Linked DNA regions of Mus musculus: region 2 is linked to region 1. The links are chromatin loops, found by intact Hi-C in ENCODE. Cell type or tissue: heart. All regions are shown on one strand.

Region 1 (4,000 bases):
GTATTCTATTTTATAGTCGGTGCTTCTTCTTTAGTCTTAAACATCTGGCTCTCTTCACGTCTATGCTCCGGCCATTACAGTCTGCCCCCTTCTTGTCTATTCTATTCTCACTAGACCAGGGAACCAACAAGCCAGATTAGCTAATATCCACACTGAAGAATGTTCAGCTCTGGTGGAGAAGTTGAAACAGACACGTTGACCAAAGTTGGTTTTGCCAAACAGCCAAACATCGACTCCTCACTTGGGGGCAACAAAAATCACTACATGCAGTACAAGAGCCTGTCTTTCTTACTTTCTATCACATGCTGACCTGTTCAGGTTGGCATGAAAATCACACAAGGAGTGTCCATCATTTCATCTTACCCTCCTTCACAGCTGAAATGTGTCTTGTCTCAGACCTGCAGTCACCTTGGATTCCATGAAAAACAAAAGGTTCCAGGAAATAGCACTTCACCCCAGAGGAGTGTAATACATACCTCTTGCCCTGAAGCACAAGTTAAAACCCAAAATAAGGACTTAGGTCATTGAAGCCTTTCACCTGTTCCTCTTCCAATGTGGTCACATGGAACAAACCTTTAAAAAAAGAAAAAAGTCACTTGTTTCTGAGTCGACCTCAGGCTTAGAGGAAGCAAGCAAGGCAGACTCAAGAGAGCGTTTCCTGAAGCCTCTCTACTTAGTGCAGACTCAGTTCAGCAGCACAGCAGCACCTGGATGCTTGTTAGAGGTGCAGGAGTCCAGCCCAGTTGAGGCCTATTGAATCCACATCTGGATTTTAAGAGACCCACAGGTAATACATACACACCTGTAATTCATGGACACTCTGATCTCTGTAAGGCATCTCTGGAACAAGGGAGGGTCAGGAGTTGGGAAGAAAGGAAAGACCGGCTCTTCCTTTGCTCCAGTCCAGTTACTGGTCAAGCCTTCTCTTTAATGTTATCGGATATATCCGCCTCTGCACTGCAGGATTGGTATTTTGATTGCCCATTTAACAGCAAAAGAAGAACCCCCCCTCCCCTTAATGAATTGCTTTACTGAATCTCCTATATGCAGCACATCCATTCTCTCTGGCTGTATGTGTTTTTGTGTGTGGAAAAAAAAAAGAAGTCAGGGTTTAAGTGTCAGAAAGAGGGGATCAGATTCCCACTCCTCTTGCCAACCACGAGCACATTTACTGGTCTCTTCCCTCCATTAAACGTTAAATGATGTTTACGAAGCATCCACATGGGCCTGGAGCTTTTCTCGGTGCCTGGGGTTGCCAGGTGGCCAACATAAATGGCATTACCCTCTACGTGAACTTTCTACTCTGGTGTTCTCAGAGGCCCTGCAGAAACACGCACAGACCCATATTTAAAATCAGAACCAAGAAGGGCGATAGAGGTGACACAAGAGAGTTGTCCCTGATTCTTCATTTGGTGAAGCCAGGGAAATGACTGGGATCACCCGACTTCACCTTATCCCAGTCCTCCATTGGTCCTGTCCAATATCTGTCTCCACAGTCCCTGGCTATCTCCCATCCTGACAGCATCTCTCCTTCTTCTTACTGCTCAGAGGACAAATTGACAATCCATCAAGAGATAAAATAGGTATCAAAATAGACCAACTTTCCCTGCTATAATATTACAGGGATAGTGACCAGACTAATCAATTCAGGGCACATAGTTTTTACAATGAGAAAGTATATTTTATATGAGATCTAACCCAGAAAAGTCCAGACTGAAAGTAACCCCAAGTCAGATAAGTATTAAAAGTGGACCCTTCACCCTAGCACACAAGGAAAGGAATTGAGCCCATTTGGAGGGGAATTGTATTCTCCCCTTCACGTCCAAATCTGAGATCTTGCAACATTACATTCTGTGAGTAATTGTTAAGTAAACTACGGGTGGGTAATTACCTTCCTATCATCACCAGGAACTGCGAGCCATTCAAATATAAAGTAGGCTTACATCCTCCTACTCCACAGGCGCCATTAGGAGACCAAGTTTCCACCCCAGGGAAAAAGCTTGGAGAGTCCTTCACAGAAACCCATCTGCAGGGAAGGCAGGAAAGAGGAGGAGGAAGAGGAAGTGTGTGCGCCGGACTCCCGCCCTCCTTGCCTGCTCACGGGCCAAGGATGAATCGGATGCCGTGTGAACGAGATTTGCAGGTGTGAGTGGGAGGCCGCAGGGGCAAGTAGGCCCTGTGAAGGAATGAGGGGAGCAGAGATGTCTTAGGGCAGAAACAGGAGAAAAGGTTGTGCTTGAGTGAACAAAAATGAGGACAGCTGCCTCCTCCTGGGGGAAGGCAGCCGGTCATTCATTCCTCCTGGAGATTTAGAGTCTTGAGCAACACAGCCCAATGCTGTCATCAAGGGAGAATGGGACAGGACCGGAAACAGCCTCCCCAGACAGGAGACTCAGACACACGTCTGATGTCTTGCAACATGCCCCACTGGGGCATCCCAAGGAAGGCAGAAGTCTTGGTAGGTCAAATATTGAAGTCAAATGAATGGATACACCAAGGACACCAGGCTGTCACACTCTAGGCCCTCTGTACAATGAATGACTCAATCAATGAACCGGTGAATCAATGTGGGATGGTTTAAGCTTTCAGAGGCAATAACTAGATCCAAGAACTTGTATCTACCAAGACATGGGTTCATTAGATATATAAATGCTGAGTGTCCAGTTTTGTTTTGTGCCATGCATGTAACTTCAAAGTAGGCAGAAAAGGTCTGTCTTCCAGAGCTTTTAGGAGACAGGCAGACAAATGAGAGTATATATATATATATATATATATATAAAGAAAATATCATAATTTATAACCAATGACAAGTGCTATCGAGAGACTAAAATATAGCAAGAGAACAGATGAGGCTGTAAAGAGGGAGAGTGGGAGAGATGGCTGAGTCAGCAAAGTGCTTTTCCTGCAAGCATGAGGACCCCAGTTTAATCCTGCCCCCCAATCCACAGGAAAAGCTGGATGCAGTCATTTGCTCACATACATCCCATCCTGGGAAAGTAGATGCAAGCAGACCCCTAACTTCAGGGACAGACAACCTGCCTAGAAGCCCCAGAACTGTGTCAAAGAACATGGTGGATATAACTGGTGAGGGCAGCTCCAGAAGTTGACTTCTGACCTACACACACCCATACACTCACACAAATACAGAGGTCCTCACACATGCATCCACACATAGAGATAAAGACAGAAAAATACAGAGAGAGAGAGAGAGAGAGAGAGAGAGAGAGAGACAGAGACAGAGACAGAGACAGAGACAGGGACAGAGAGAGAGATGGAGACAGAGACAGACAAAGAGACAGACAAAGAGACAGAAAGACAGGCAGAGACAGAAAGAAGACAAAGACACAGAGAGACACAAATGCTCTCATCGAAGGGAACACAGATTAGGTTCTTTTCCCAAAAAACACCATCAGAATGACTTTGCTATTGTAATTTGAATGCAACTGTGGCCTGCATTAAAAATAATAATAATAATAATAATAATAATAATAATAATAATAATAAAGAATGATCTTGGCTGCATACCAATCAAGCTTTGCTATGGACACTGGAATCTGGATCTCATGTTATACTTCATGAAGTAGTGTCCTTTTGATTATTTTTAGACCATTTAAAACTACAACTTGATAATTTTACATACCTGTCACCCAGCGCTTAGAAGACTGGGGAGGAAAGATTGTGAGTTTCAAGCCAACCTGGGCTACATGGGGAGTTCTAGGCCAGCCTGGACTACAGAAAGAGACCTAGTCTCAAAACAACCTTCCCACCAAAAACTTTAAGTAATAAAGTTAAGTGATAAATAGCATTCTTAATTCCTTGGGCCACACAACAGCACAGGTAATGTTCACTCAGATTTGATCTGCTGGTGGTAGTTTGGTGACTCCTGAAATAATAAGCCAAGAATGGGTCTCGTCCAGGAAAGCGACCTGAGAGCCCAGAACAGGATGAGAGCATAGAATCATCTATGCAAAGAAAAAAAGGAGTGAAGATGCCAGGTGGA
Region 2 (4,000 bases), 340 kb before region 1:
CTATGAGTAGCAAGTTTTAAAAGCAAGACAGGCTTTTTAGAATCCTTGTAAGGTTAAATTTTTCTGAAAGAACTTTTCATCAAAGGGCTTAAAGACAGGCAAAGCATCTTCTACACACTTGAATGAAAGGGTTCCCCGCCCCTTTCCTTTGCAGCTATCAATAGTTTAAGACAGAAACACATATGGGGAAATCTAGGAAGCCGTTTGCACTCAGTGGCTGTGTCCAGCTGAATTACTCCAGTCCACCTCTTCAGAGCTTAAGCATTAACGGGTGCGAGGGGACTTTTGCTAAGAATGACATCATCACACCCTTTAATGCTCATGTCAGATCTGTTCCCCTACAATGCAGCAATTTTTCCTTTCCTGCTCGCTTCAGTGGTCTTGTCTTCTCCACTCTGTGTCCCTCATCCTAGTCCCTAACTTATCCCTAAAACAGGGTGCTCATTTCCCCTCCCCTTTTCAGAATGCCACACTCCACCTGAGTCATTTTGCTTCCCCTCCCCACCCCCCCACAAGAAAGTGGGCACAGACCCTTCTGTCACAGCATCTATGAGGAACCCGTTTCTCAATTTGCTGTGCTAGGCCAAGACAGCAAGTGGCAGGGGCAGGGGCAGGGGCAGGCACTTAAGGTGCGTGGCAATTGCTGCAGCTGTGTGAGACTATGTTGATTTCGACACCCATGCCTATGGATAGAACTCTACCCTCTTGTCTTCTTTGTGATTGAAGTTCAGCATAAAATAGGCAGAGTTTGACTTTCACAAACCTGATAAAACCCTCTCCTAAAATGTAACTTATTAGTCATTTCCAAATTATGCCAACCACCTATTTACACACACACATTCACACTCTTTCTTGGATTTTGTTTTTTGTGTTTTTTTTTGTATATGCACTTTTTATTAGATATTTTCTTTACCCCTTTCTTTGCTCTTTGTCTCTCCACTTCCCTCTTTCCAGTTCCCCAGTCTTTCCTCAATAATAGTGGAGAGGAGAATCCCTGAAAGGAGACCATTCTAAGACACTTAGTGAATCTAAGATCACCACTGCTTAAGCCCAGGTTGATTTTTTTTAAAAAGACTGAATTTTGTTACATTCATTTTGGAGCATGAAATCCAGTGTTTCTCACTCTGAGCAGCCCTGTACAGATGGAATCTTCTAATTTAATCTATAAAAAACTAGCAGAATGTCCTCATGCCAAGTGACACAGGTCCTCTGACCTTGCCTCGGAGGTCACAAAAGGAGACAGAAGCCAGAAGGCAGGGGAAACAGAAACTCAGGTAGTCAGACCCTTGATCCCTGTGAACTGAATGTTACCCACACACTAAAGGAACAGAAGAGGGTGGGACAGGCAGGCGCAGAGCCAAAGGGAGATGGAGGAAGAAGGCAGGGAAAGCGGAAAGGGAAGAACTGGGAAAAGCAGAGCAATTGTCTCTTCTCCCTCAGATGAAGAAAGCAAGACTTGGAAAGTTGAAGAAACTTGCTCAAGATGTCTGAAGATGCAAGCCATCTGAACCTAGCTCGATCTGACTCTGGAGTACATTCCCCGCCCATCTTATGCCCCAGAGTAGGGTCAAGTGTCCGTCCACTGACCACACTTAGGCCAGTACTCTACCCTAAGCCACATCCAAGCTGCTGAACAAGTTATTTCTGCAAAGAGTGAAAGAAGAGAACAAAATCTAGACAGTGTCAGCCTAGGCTTTTAGGAAAAGTTTAAATTTCCTTAAGAGTAGAGAAATAAAATTTGGGCAATAAAATCAACCTGAAGATCCCCTGGTCTGGCTGGACTATTTTCAGAAGGTTAAAATGAGGATGGTAAACATTAACGTGCAAGTGAAGTTTGAAGAGTTGGAAAAAGCGGGACCCTCTTTCTCCCCAAACCCAACAACAAGCTTCAGAGACAGGCCTCTAATAGTCAGACTGAGGCTGTAAGAATCAGCGGATTGCTTCGGGTTACCCGGGAACAGTAAGGGAGAATGGTTGGGAGCGGCTCTTCCCACCATTACCCACTGGAGTTTAATACCAAGTTTAAGGTGCCAGGAACTTGTCCCCTCTCTCCTTCCTGGGCAGATTCTCCCTTACTGGATGTCTGGGGGTTCATTCAGTGACCGTGAGGCAGACAACGCTCCTGGGTTGGCTGGCTCCGATTGCTTGTGTTGGAACAAGCTGGCTACAGGGAATTCCACACAAGTGCTCCTAGCATTCCACATTCTTGGACGAGACCAGCGCTTCACAAGACCGTGGATGGCTTTGTTATGTCTTATCTCCGAATCTGCAGTTGGAGGCTTTCCTTCCTTTTGCAGGTGCTCCCATTTCCCTCATTATTGTTTATTAGAAAATCTTGTGGCCTTCCAAAGTCATTCTTATGCTAAGGAAGGCCGAGTGTGATAACATATTTGTGTTGGCCCAGAGTGAGGACAGGGCAAATACCAAAAGTCACATAATCATGACTCTAACTGAAAGTGGTGCTTCATGCATAAACAAAAGTCCCCTCCCCCAACCGGGGGTGGGGGGGGGAAGAGGGGGGATGCCACGAAAGTCGCAGACACACAAGAGAAGGCACAATGTCGCTGCAGCAGCTGCTGACGCAACAAATCCCGTCGCTTCAGCTCAGAGAAAGCTGTAGCTGGGACTAATTTCTAAGCTTTGATTCAGGGACTGTGTGTTAGTCGGGCAGTATTTCTCAAGGCAAAATAGTGTCTGATGAGGCCTAGCCTGGATCAAGATGTCAGCATGGAAATATATTGTGGTTGTTTCAATGAGAATTGAGGTGGGGAACATGGCAGCAAGCAGGGAGCTATGACACTGGATCAGTAGCTAAGAGCTTATACCTTATCCAAAAGTTGAAGGGGTTGGAGTGGGTGCTGGGACTGACATGGGCTTTTGAAATCTTAAAGCCTACCATCAGTGACACACCACCTCAGACAAGGCTGCACAACCAAAGCCTTCCAAAAGTAAGGTGGTGAGCAACTGAGGAAGCCATTCAACACCTTAAACCCCAGCATGCAGGAGGCAGAGGCAAGTGAATCTCTGTAAGTTCGAGTCCAGCCTGGTCTACATAGTGAGTTCCAGGACAGCCAGGGCTATACAGAGAAACTGTGTCTTGAAAACAAAACCAAAATACAAAGACAAGACAAGACAAAACAAACAAACAAAAACACTCAAAAATAAAAAACAAGACATTCAACATAGCCCCCCAAAACACATGTTCACATATACACATGAATATATACACACACAAAAAAAATGTAACCAAACATAGACTGGTCCCTCCTCTTACAGAGCATCAGTGGGAGATAAAAAAGATCCCTATCAGATAAACACAAAAATACATCTTCAAGCAAAACAGGAGCACGGCCTAGGAAGAGCAAGCGCCTGTGGGCTGTGTGGGAAGCTGATGAGACAGTATAGTCTCAGGCAACTTTAGCCTTTGCTTCGATCGGGGTTTTTCCAATCACCGGCATCTTAGCACCTATGCTATGCAAGGGAAGTGAAAATACAGGAGGCTTCTGCCATGTAAACAGCGAGTGAAGCAATGGCTGTAAATGGCTTTGAAAAATTACAGCCTTGTGATCCACAAGGCACTCGAACAAAGAAGTTTCAAATGTCATGAACTAAAGCACAAATAACTGTTCTATGCTCCTAAGGAAGCAATCTGAATGAGTAGATTTTGTTATGTAATTCTGAGTAATTGAAATCACTCATAGCAGTTTAATCATAATTTTGTAATTCTCCGTAAGTGAAGCAATGATATGAATGTTAGACAGTGTGAAGCAGCCATGATTTAACTTTTCATTCACTTTTGCCACCAATTTTAAAAGCATGCCATTAATGTTTTGTGCAGTGTGGTTATATGATATATCCACCTATTTGATTAATTATAAAGAGATAAGTCAAACCAATATGAGATGTCTTTGCCATATTGATAAATTTTTTATAATCACAGATCGCTCATAAAATATGAAAGCACTCTAATATATATGCCTTTATTATAAACATTATTTGA

Evidence for each region. A loop is a pair of places that touch in the nucleus more often than their neighbours do. Peaks named below come from ENCODE experiments on the same cell type or tissue, not always from the same donor. Only the 100,000 strongest peaks of a DNase experiment are listed, where the experiment ranks them.
Region 2: it touches region 1 in a loop (2.6-fold over the local background); 2 of 42 quality-filtered maps call a loop at or near these places.

Annotation. Positions count from the first base shown.
Region 1 is chr14:46,654,261-46,658,260 of GRCm38, forward strand. D330046F09Rik (RIKEN cDNA D330046F09 gene) reads right to left here. Exons shown (of 4, transcript NR_131909.1): 2 at 477-573. Among named protein-coding and RNA genes, the nearest start is that of D330046F09Rik, 18 kb to the right of the region's middle. In heart, no CTCF peak of the experiment used is centred here; a DNase peak (open chromatin) is centred at 2,111.
Region 2 is chr14:46,315,374-46,319,373 of GRCm38, forward strand. No RefSeq gene overlaps it. Among named protein-coding and RNA genes, the nearest start is that of Gm15217, 62 kb to the right of the region's middle. In heart, no CTCF peak of the experiment used is centred here; DNase peaks (open chromatin) are centred at 1,348 and 2,308.